2 separate regions of the Homo sapiens genome follow, and region 2 is linked to region 1. Evidence: chromatin contacts called from ENCODE Hi-C or POLR2A ChIA-PET data. All regions are on one chromosome and are shown on one strand. Each heading gives the region's core, a stretch centred on a gene start or an enhancer-like site at or near the end of the contact. The rest is flanking DNA. Distances are from core to core; before and after follow the strand shown. Region 1 has its middle 64 kb from the start of MIR8079. Region 2 has its middle 81 kb from the start of SERP2.

What was found. Hi-C counts contacts between places; a loop is a spot of excess contacts on that map. ChIA-PET counts read pairs that join two places held with the same protein, here RNA polymerase II (POLR2A). Pooled maps may share reads with other maps.
Region 2: a map of CD14-positive monocyte shows a loop between it and region 1 (5-fold over the local background). The contact joins two enhancer-like sites. A Hi-C loop is called at or near these places in 11 of 168 maps with a recorded cell type or tissue (CD14-positive monocyte, HCT116, K562 and 6 more), 25 of 37 single-sample maps with no recorded cell type and 18 of 50 pooled maps. POLR2A ChIA-PET finds 5 or more read pairs at or near these places in 4 of 52 experiments (HCT116, MCF 10A, PC-9 and 1 more).

Annotation. Positions count from the first base shown.
Region 1 is chr13:44,257,814-44,263,231 of GRCh38, forward strand. No RefSeq gene overlaps it. Among named protein-coding and RNA genes, the nearest start is that of MIR8079, 64 kb to the left of the region's middle. Within about 2 kb of position 1,983, at least 16 of the 41 ENCODE cell types and tissues checked have a DNase peak (open chromatin) inside an H3K27ac peak, as active enhancers do; they include CD14-positive monocyte, where a contact is called at or near this core.
Region 2 is chr13:44,290,250-44,296,394 of GRCh38, forward strand. No RefSeq gene overlaps it. Among named protein-coding and RNA genes, the nearest start is that of SERP2, 81 kb to the right of the region's middle. Within about 2 kb of position 4,027, at least 3 of the 41 ENCODE cell types and tissues checked have a DNase peak (open chromatin) inside an H3K27ac peak, as active enhancers do; they include CD14-positive monocyte, where a contact is called at or near this core.

The DNA.
Region 1 (5,418 bases), core at 733-3,232:
CCTTTATTCTTGCATGTTAGTTACCCATGGTCAACTATGGTCCAAATATATTAAATGAAAAATTCCAGAAATAAATAACTCATAAGTTTTAAATCGCATGACACTCTGAGTGTCGTGATGAAATCTCACACCATCCTGCTCCATCCCCCCAGGAACGTGAATCACTATTTTGTCCAGGGTGTATCCACACTATGTATGCTGCCCACCCATTAGTCACTCAGTTATCAGATCCAATGTCACATCACCGTGCTTGTATTCAAGTAACTTTTATTTTACTTAATAATGGCCCCAAAGTACAAGAATAGTGAGGCTGGCATATTGTTGTAACTGTTCTATTTTATTATTAGTTGTTGTTAATCTCTTCCTGTGTCTAATTTATAAACTAAACTATATTCTAGGTATATATGTATGTATAGGACAAAACATGATATATATGGGAGAATCTTAATTTTAATAGGGTGACAATGCAACCATCCCTAAGAAAGGAATCATGGCTCTCTTTCATTCCCCTTTGCTAGATACTTACTGCTATGAACTGAAAGTTTTTGTCCAAACCAAAATTCATATGTTGAAATCTTATCACCAAGGTGGTGGTATTAGAAGGTGAGGCCTTTGGGAGGTGATTAGGTCATAAGCGTGGAACCCTCATGAATGAGATTAGTGTCCTTACAAAAGAGGCCCCAGAGAGCCACCTTGCCCCTTCCACCATGTAACGGCACAGCAAGATGGCGCCATCTATGAACCTGGAAACGCACCCTCACCACACACCAAATCTGCTGGTTCCTTGATCTTAGATTTCCCAGCCTCCCTTCTTACCAATACATTTCTGTTGTTTATAAATTACCCACTCTACAGTATTTTGTTATAGTAGACCAAATGGACTGAGAAGGAAATATAAAAAAAAAGTATTGAGGGCTTTAGAAAAGACTTTTGTTTCTTAAAAAATAAAAATCTAGAGCCTAATAAAGAGAAGATTTGCCCTTATGATGCTCATGCAAGGACGGAAACCACCAATAAGCACCCTAAAACCAAGAAGCATGAGGACAAAAGCCAGCAGCATGGAGCATGGCAATGGAGAGGCTGGGAAAGCCTGGAAAGATAACCAAGTCAGCCAACAAACTCCGGGGCCACTTACATCCAGACTTTTTAAGGAAATAAAAAGTGCATTTACGAGTTTATTTACTTATAGTCCTTAGTCAAGTGTTCTGTTCCTAAGTGAAACAGAAAGCGGCCTTGAAGGAAAGGAGCTTAATGACGCTAGATCCAGATCTTGTAGTCAACATTAAAACCCCTCTCTCTGCAGTCTCATGGCGACTGTACCTCATTCTGCCTGATGTTTCCAAGACAGCTGTTTACATAACTTTCTTCTTCCCCTTTTCATAACCACTGCCCCCGCCCCCATGTCACCAATGATAAGAAGGCAGAGAGTTTGTCTGAATCATTTTTGTACCCACCACTTTCCCCCACCCCTGCCTGCTATAGATGACTCATTATACCATTTCTATCTTGAATTGTCATTCCCATTACAGGCAGAGAGGACAAAACACAACCACATGCACACACTTTTACACACACAGAACCATATATGTTTATCGACCTGATACAGGGAAATCAGTGGGCTACGGGTGCTGTCCCCCCATTTGAAATCTAAGCATGCCAAGAAGAAGGCAGAGAGGTGAAAGAAAGTGGAGAGAGATTGAATGAAAGAAACTGAGGAGCAAAGGAAGAGAGAGAGAGAAAGAGAGAAAATAACACCACACAGCAGCAGCTCCAGGGCTTGACATCAGCGAGATTTACTGCACTAATATGCCTAGCTGCCTGCCATAATTAGTTTCTGTAAAAACCCTATCTTCTCGCTCAGATTCAATTAAATCATACGGTGTTTATTCGCAAGATTTCTTATTCCACGATGGGAGGGCTGGCAGGACCCCAAGCTCAGCTCACCCACCTGTTCCTTGCCTGGCACTATTTCTGTATCAGTCACGTTTTCAGGTGGTCAGGCAGCCAGGGGATGAATGGGTGAGTGTTTGTGCTCGGAGATACAGGAAGACACCACACACAGCAGCCAGGGCCCTGAATGATGTCATTTTCTTCATGGCTTAAAAGGAAAACATGCACCAGAAATGGGTACCAGAGTGATAGTGAACCTGGTGTCTGATCCTAACACTGGTTATTTTTAAACCCCCTTGTGTCAAGGAGGCAAAACCAGAGTGATGGTTATTAAAAGTCATTTTAAGAACAGGCTCTAGGCTTGTTAGAGAAAATCCTAACAAACCTAGGCTATAAGATAGCAAAACATCTGATTCAGGGAATTGCTCTGTGTGGGATTTCCTGGTCACTCTCCAGGGGTGACTTGGACGGAATGCACTATATGTGCTGCCCTCCATTGCCCTTGGGGTGAAAAAACAGCCCCTCAAAATGCCACCAGTGTAAGAGATATGCATGTGGGGAGGCTATGGGGAGGAGAAGAGAGTCCTGCTCCTAATGAAAAAACAGATTTCTGCATGACACCACGCTCAGCTGCAAGAGCAGTTTTTTCCTCCTGAAGCTGAAATCAATATTAAATTAAATCTGTGTGCTTTGTCTCCATGAATAACTTTCTAACATTCTACATTGGCCAATCAGAATCCCTTCACCCTTGTCAATTCCACTTGGGTAACTTTTTTTTTTTTTTTACTCTGTTTCTTTGCCACCAAACTGCGTGTTCCCATAGGAAAGACACAGCATAACGCATCAGTTGCTCCTTGCTACTAAACAGTTGGTGGGAAAACTAAAATCTGCAGGGAAGAAGAGTAAGATAATTTTTTAACTCTTCAAGGGCACATTTCCTGTTAACCAGCTCTGTCCCCTGGGACAAGTGTGTTAAATGAATATTGACTTGGGGAAGAATCTGGGATCAAATAGGATTCTGAGCCTGTGAAGATGCTTCTCTCTCCTCATCCCCATGCTGGTGGGTGATTTTTTTAAGGTCTTCATCTTCTAATTCCCCTATTTCAACTGTTTGAATCTTTCTGGGAGACTGATTCTTCATTGAGGCTGCACTTGAGAACATGACATAAAACCATAATTTTAAAAGCACTCTAAGACTTGATACAATGAAATCAACTTAAATGTAATTATTTCTTTCCAGGATATTCTTTTTTTTTTTTTTTTTTTGCCTTTTTAAATCATTGCAGTTCTTTTCTGCTAATCTCTAACATCCCTATTCCATGACCCCCCACCAATAAATCCTAGTTTTGCTTCCTCCTTGGCCTGACTTTTGCTTGTTACCCGGAAGCATAAAAGCATCTCAAGTTTAAAAGACGTGTGGTCAGAAGCAAAGAAAAGACCCACCAAAGATGATGTCAATTAAGTCTAGCAGAAGCATTTCTTTCCATGAAAGCACACAGCCCCTAGCATCTGGGGGGAGAAGCTAACATGGTTGAGTCCCTACTGTATGGCAAGCATCTTCAATTAATCGAGACAACAACTTGCAATGCAGTGGTTATACTTGGTAAGTGAGGAAGCTGATGTTTGGAAAGGTGAAGCAACTTTTAGCCCGGTGACAAGCAAAGACTCAACCCTTGCCAGTAGAATTCCCAAATCTGATATACTGCTTGTATATTGGCAGTGAAACATATTCCCTACTCTCCCTACACATCTCCACTATTCACAACCCTCAATCCCTTCCTGAGGTGCTGAGCACAGTGAGTGCACCATCCAACCAGAAGCAACAGCTGTGGAAAGAGCCTTTGGAGGGGCTGGCATCAATCAAAGTCCAGGCATAAACCTCAACAACACAGGACAGCATATCTAGGCTGTAGGACACCCAGATTGCTGAATCTCCTTGGTGACTATTGAATAAATGTCCATCAAGAAGAGGAAGGGGAGATTATCACCCCCTAGAGGATAGACCAGCAGTCACTGTTTAATACCAAAATGACCCCCTGCTCCATGTGGTCCTGGCCAATGGCACCAAAAGGTCTTAACAGGCCTTGCATTATCCCTTGGTCCTGTGATTCTAAACCAAGAGACCCTTGATCTCTGTCCAACTAGAAAACAAGAAATTCATAATATGCCAAGAATACGACTGTCTACTTCATTATTTGACATTAGGAGAGACAGAAGATTCAATTCTATGCCTGTCTTCAACTTGGCAAACACCCATTATTTGCTTATGCTTACAACTTTTCACAAAATCAGCCCCATGTGCTGGCCTGAGCCCTGACCAGGGGATGGTAGGTGTATTCCAGTGCACCCAGCTCAGGGGAGGGCTGACCCTCACCCACCTCCTGATTGTGTTGTTGACCATCCCATCCCTAAGGTGGTACTGATTAAGAGCATAAACTCGGGAGCCAGACAGCCCGGGTGAGTCCCCAGCTGTGCCACTTATAGCTGTGTGACCTTGCATGATGCCTCTGTACTCGCTCTGTAAAGTAGAAAAGAGAGAATACGTTTCCCTAGAATCATTGTGAGGGGCAAATGAAATATTATATGTGAACTTAGAACGGCACTGACTTGAGTCAGGGGTCTATAAATGAGGGCTGTGTCTAATATAATTATTAATATTGCTCCTGATAATGTTTGGGAAAGGCAGCCTCCTTTTCCAATACTTTCTTAAACCCACCCAGCTCTCACAAGGACAAAAGAGACTAAGGAGGCAGGACCCAGGGTGGTTCTGGAGGTCAAAGCTGTGCATTAGAAGGCAAGGAGCCCTGGATTAGATGCTATCAGACCTAGGAACAAGTCCCCCTCTGCTTAGATGAGCCACAGGATCTCCGTAGATCTCAGCTTCCACATCTGCTGTGCACTGAATTATGTTCCCCCAAAATTCATATGTTGAAGCCCCAACCCCCAATGGGATGGTATTTGGAGACAGGGCCTTTGGAAGTTCCTTTGGTTTAGATAAGGTCCTTGTGATGAAGTTCGTGCCCTTATAAGAAGAGACGCGAGAGAGCTTGCTGTCTCTCTCTCTCTACCTGACATGTGAGGATGCAGACAGGAGGCCATCTATGAGCCAGGAAGTGGGCCCTCACCAGAAACCATGCTGGCACCTTGATCTTGGAATTCTAGCCTCCAGAACTATGAGAAATAAATTTCTATTGTTTAAGCTATCCACTCTGTGGCACTTAGTTACAGCAGCCTGAGCTAACGAATACAACACTCGAACCTGGAACCACCATTCTTACAGCTCCTTCCCCACAAGAGAGAGAAGGGTTTTCACATATAGATGGGGTTCCTGCACAAGATCCTATTGTAAAAAGGGTTCTAAGGCTGATAATTATTTTTAAACCGCCATAACAGAGGATTGAAAAATCCCTCCCACTCTAGCAGTGTTTCTGTGAAATCCATGCATAAGAACTCTTAATTCTTATGACATTGTACTAGAAAGTCATAGTTCACAGAACTTCATTTTCCACAAAATTGATGTTTTCCCCT
Region 2 (6,145 bases), core at 2,777-5,276, 34 kb after region 1:
TTGCAACTCACCTAGTTGAGGATATAGTTTGGAAATTTACATACCTTGAAGATACGCATCTGGTGTGTGTGTCTGTGTGTGAAGGGTAAAAAGATTTCTCAAAGCAAGCAGACATTAGAGAGAAATGTACATAGTGCTCTTTTGCAAAATAAAATATGTGAGCTGAGGGTCTCTAATGCATCAGGGTTAATGAAATACATTTCATATGCCTGATCTGAAAGAATTAAAAAGATGTCTTTTCTCTCTCGTGTAAATATGTCAGACCCATCGTTATTAGGGTCTGACATATTTGCTAGTGAATACTTCCAGAATACCAAGTACTACATCCCTTAGATTTAATTCTGAAGTTCTTATATTTGGCATCCTGTAAAGAAAGGAGAAGAATATTAGAAAGTGAAATTTTAAAACCCATCCGAGGTTTCCTCTGTCTAAGTGTCTCAATATTGAAATCATCAATATCTGTTTGAAGTTTAATTTTGAGAAAATATTTCCTGCCTCCACAGACATAGACATTGATGTTACTGCATTGTTCTTTGCTCTTTTCCTACAAAATTCTCAGAAACATATTTTTCTTCAGGCAAGGTATGTATTTGGCAATCATTAAGAAATTTCCTCAGCATTTCATTTCTTTTTCTCAAGCTCTTCCTCATAAAATGTGGGTTCACATTTTACTTTTTTTTTTTTTTTTAGGGAGTAGATGAAAACACCAAATGGATTATTTCAGACGTACCTTCTCTCCCCTTCCCTATGACCAGAAAAAGACAAAACACTGCCTCTTCTTTCATTTTTCTTCTTGGTATATTGATGGAGCCGTCATTATGCCCTCAACACCTCATCCGAAGTAATATGGGACAATAAGAGGTATTATTCTATGCCAGATATTATTCTGCCCAGTGGCGTTACTCTGTAACAGTGCATATTTGGGGCTTGAAAGGGGAAAGATGAAGGTGTGCAAGGGACTCGCAAAGAGGAGAGCTTTTCTGGGACGGGGAATCCTAGCCCAACAGGTAACCATGGCTCCAAAGGTGACCCGCTTCAATGCTCAAAGACAGGGCACCTCCCATGCTCCACCAATATATTTACCTGAGATGTACATTCATAAGGGAAGCCATAAATTCTATAGTTTATTGAAAGTAGGGCAGGACATTTTTCTAGTTCAATTTTCTAGATTAGCTCTTTGGCTCTCATCTTACCCCCGGAGGAAGTGAATTATCATGCAGAACCAAAACTCTCTACGAGCAAGTTTACATTCAGCCTTACTTCTTTCAGGGGCAGCCGCTACCCAAGACTTCACAGTCATCATGTAGTTCATCCAAGAGGTGAGTTTCCAGGGGGAAGGTGGAATTCCTAGTTCTGATTTTGTTAACTGCCTGGGTTTTTCTGCTCACAACCTAGCAACCTCTTTTACAGCAGCTCTCCTGTCTATAGTTGCAGCCACACCAATCTGGCCCTGCTGTGGCTAAGGACAAGGTGTGTGAATGGGTAATTTGGGAATTCTGTGGCTTGCAGGCACGAGGAAGCAGGGAAAGAGAAAGAAAGAGATTAACTATTCTCTGTTTCTCAACCAGACCAAGGTTTGCTCCTTATGTTTTCACCACCAGAAATGCCTTTGTCTTCTCCATCTGGGGAAATCTTATTACCCTTCAGGGAAGACCAACAAATGTCTGTTGAGAGACTTAATGAGAGTGAGAGGAGTAAGCCTCCAGTTTTTAGAGAACCTTGGATGTCCACAAAAAAAGATAGAAGGATGTGGGTGGATAATTGCTGGTGGGAAAGGACATGGTGTTGCGGCAGAAGGTTTCATGTAAACATTTGTTACACGTGAGAGATTCGGAGTTTTTCTATGGGCATCTCTGAGGAGACACACAGAGAGGAGAAGAAGACCAAGGCAGAGACTGAAGTGATATGTCTACATGCCAAGGAACACCAAGGATTCCCAGGAGCCTCCAGAAGCCGAGGGAGGCCTGGAACAGAGCGTCCCTCAGAGCCTTCGGAAGCAATCAACCTCCACACCCCAATTTCAGGCTTCTGGCTTCTGAAACTATGACAGAGTCAGTTTCTGTTGTTTTAAGCCACTAAGTTTGTAGAAATCTGTTACAGTAGCCCTAGCAAACTCATACAGATTTTTGCCTAGAGGGTGAAGAAGTGTCTGGTTTAATGAGTCCCAAGGGATGTGGATTTTTTATGACCCCTAATGGATTTAATAAAAAATTTTGACACATATTTACTGAAGACCTATTAAGGATTAGTCTGTATTCTCTTGCTGCTTTTAGTCAAATGAAAGCCATAAACCAATAACCATGATAGTGGATCACTAATTCCAATGGAGATGAGTGCTCTGAAGGAAAGGAACAGGTTCTCAGAGAGTATACAGTGAAGAAGGCCAACGCTGAGTGAGGAGTCAGCAGGAGTTCTCTGAGGAAGTCACTGAGAATGATCAGGCTTCTGGGAGGGCCAGCCTGTAGTCCTTTTCTTTTTGCTAAGCATTGCATGTGACAGGGGAGCTTTTCTGGTCAAAGTGAATGCACTTTTATGTGCTTTGAATATTATTATGTCAGCTTCCTGCTACCATGGTGATTTACTAAACAGAGTCTGGGATTTACTAATCTGAGTAACAGGCAATGGAAGTGGGTTCACTCTTTCAGCCAGTAGATCCAGTCTTCTGCATCTGCCTCTTCCCTCAGTGGTCAGTATTTTCCTGGGATATTCAGAGATGTGATGGGGGAGGGGGAGTAGAGTTCCACATTCAAGAAAATTTTAGAAAAACTATCTATCTTAGTCCTTTTGCATTGCTCTAAAGGAATATCTCAGCCTGGGTGATTTATAGAGAAAAGAGGTGTATTTGGCTCACAGTGCTTCAGGCTGTACAAGAAGCATAGTGTCAGCATCTGCTTTTGGTGAGGGCTGCAGGAAGTTTCCACTCGTGACAGAAGGCAAGCGGAGCTGCCATGCAGAGATCACATAGTGGAAAGAGAGGCAGAGGAAGGAGGTGCCAGACTGTTTAACAAATAAAGCTCATGAGAACTAAGAGCAAGGACATACTCAGTCCCACAAGATGGGTACCAAGCCGTTCATGAAGGATCCATCCCCATGACCCAAAAGGCCCCACCTCCAACGCCGCAGACCAAATTTCAGCATGAGATTAGGAGGAGACAAACATCCAAAAGATATCAGTATCTTAAACGAAAAGAGATGGGTTTCTTTTCTACAGGGCCTCCTGTCATTTCCAATATGCTGATTTACACTGTGGGTCTCTGCATGGGTGACATCACCCACAACTTTCCCCAGATCTTTGGACCTGGAATCTGTTTATCACAGAGCGGTTCATGGAACTGACATCTTGTGAAACACATTTTGAGGAACTCGGTATCAGAGCCACTGTGGAGTTGTACACATGATTGACTTAATTTTTTTTTCTTCTCTTACGTCCAGGCTGCCTTCCAGCAACTTCGAGAACAGAGTTGGGCATTCCAAGCCTGGGAGACCCTGTCTCAGAACATCTAGGCTCCCAGGTTGGTCCTCATTGGAACATGAGGGGACGTGGTTACATCTGCAATTGAAAGACCTCATCTAGGGGGTAAATGTGAAAGGAAAGGTCCAGGAAGGACCAGGGCAGAGGGCTCCCCTACAATTCTCTGATGTTCATTCCTTCAAACATCCTTAGCCATGCAGACACACTTGCAAGTTGAGAGTTTGCAAAGCCATTAATAGAAACAAAAGTAGTAAGTAAGATCTGATGTGACTCAACATGCTGTTCGCATAAGAGAAACTAATCTCCAGGCAGAACGGCCTGTAACTGATGCCTGTGTTCTGTCATTGAAAGCCTCTTGGCATTGCTTTGTTGCATTCTGGAATATACAATTGCAAGCACTGAAGTTAAAGAAGCAAAAAATATTAAACAATTCCATAACTACAACAATAGATACATAATATTATACATCCTAGATTCATGTCAGTTCTCAAAATAGTCTTAACAGTCCTCATTTCTGTACACACTTCACCAATGACTCACTTTTACACTCTGACAAGTCACATGACTTCCTTGCACTGTATTTTCTGCATTTACAGATGGGATAAAAAACAACTTTAATGCTGTTGCATGTTCAAGGAACCTAATCACAAAGTGCTGTGAATTCCTTGTATAAATGGTGCTGTGCAGAAACAAGCCAGTTTAAAACAAAAACTAAACCAAAAGAAGCATTAGTCAAGTCAAGAGTCCCCCTAAAATTCAGAGATTACTGCAACTTATTGCATTAAAGCTTGGGCAACATGTCCTCAGAGAGAACATGCTACCTGTTTAGGGGTCATTTGGCATAGGCAGGAAGGTATGGATTTAAGGTTTAAATATTGGATCTGCAACTGATGGTTGCACAAGAATATGTGACTTTGGGCAATTCACACTTACGTAATGGAGATAAAGACAGTTACCTTGCAGGATATTTGTAAGAAATACACAGAAACATGCAGAATACTTAGAACATAGCAGATGCCCAAGAAATACATCCTTTGTATTTTCTGCATCCTATTTGCAGGTTAATCCTGCTCCACTCCCTTGCCCCATTAACTCAAGACTTTATATTGATGGAGAAGTCAGCAGAGCAGCCAAGGTCATCAGAAGTTGCCCATTGCCCATTAGTCTTTACCCTCTGCATGGTTCATTCATTCATTTAACAAGTATTTCTTCAGCTTCTACCACATGCCAGGCACTAGAGCTGATCCCCTGCAGCTTTTCAGCATTACCAATATCCACTGCTAACCAGATCCGCTTGACCCCTCCAGTTCTCCTTTCTTCACTGGTTCCAGTGAAGAAACCCTGAACCTCCCCCAGTCTACCTTGGACAGTTGTGCAAACTGGGCATTACCCAACTCATGGAGCAGCATCCACATCACAGTTCTTCCTTCTTGCTCATCCTCCCTGCCTACATGAACCTAGGGAATCTTTCTGAGGTTATGCTAAGCAAAGTTAATACAGTAAAATCCAAGAATTAGATTGAAGACCAAGTGAGAGGAGTAAAGGCTTCTTCCCCTCATTCAGGACAGCATCTGGCTAGGAAGTCATGGGCCTTGTTAACATTATTAATCACTATAATGCCAACACGATTGTATTTTTATTTGATTCTCAAGGGAATCTTGTAGAAAAATGTTATCTCCTTTTTACCAATGAAGAAACAAGATCCAGAGGAATTAAACCATTTGACTGTGTCACAAAGCCAGTGGGTACCTGGACTAAGACCAAAATTCAGTTCTCCGGATCCCCAGGCCTGTTTCCTCATGGGCTGGTGGCCCAGCCGTGCTGTCCAATAGAATTATCTGTGTGATGGAATGTCCCAGATCTGCACCAGCTAATGCAGTAGCCACCCAGCTCAATGTGCCTATTGAGTACTTGAAATGTGGCTAGTGTAACCGAGGACCAACATTTTTTTAAATTTTATGTAATTTTAATGAATTTAAATTTAAATAGCCTCATGTGACTAGTGGCTACTATATTGGGCAATGCAGATAGGGCCTTAATGCTAAACCTAAGCTACACAGAGAAGGCTTCTGGGCCAGTCACTCCTGCATTTCTGCAGTTGCCTTCCCCCAGAGCCAACCCTTCTCCATCCCAAGCCCCAGGCCCACGTGCAGCCATTTGTAAATAATCACTGAGTTCCCCCAGAAAACTTGAAGAGGGAACTAACTCTAGATAGGGTCAGAGCTCATGGGCTGCCCATAGGGTCTGTTGAGGGCTAGGACCAAAAGGGCCAGCCCACCCTGAGATCACTCCCACCTCCTATGGGGCCTCAGTTTTCCCTATCAGCCCCAGTACCTCCAGGTCATAGCTTGGAAGGCAATGGCAAATTTGTCACCATGAAGCCATTATGAAGCTCAGAACTTAATTATCTGATCAGCCACCTCCCTGGGTCCTGAGGGAGCAGACCCTAGGAGTGAGAGACAGTCTTTGAGAGAGAAAGAAAAAGAAACATGACATTGCCTAAAACAGAAGCGCAGATGAGAGGCCCCCAGTGGAGGCCAGCCCAAAGTCTTATTTTATTTAGCCAATACTAACTGTGGGGAAAAAAATGTTTAAATTCACTGGATCTCCAAAATTTAAACACAGTGAAAATCTCATATAAACTCATTTCCCCACTCCTGGAACCTTGGGCTA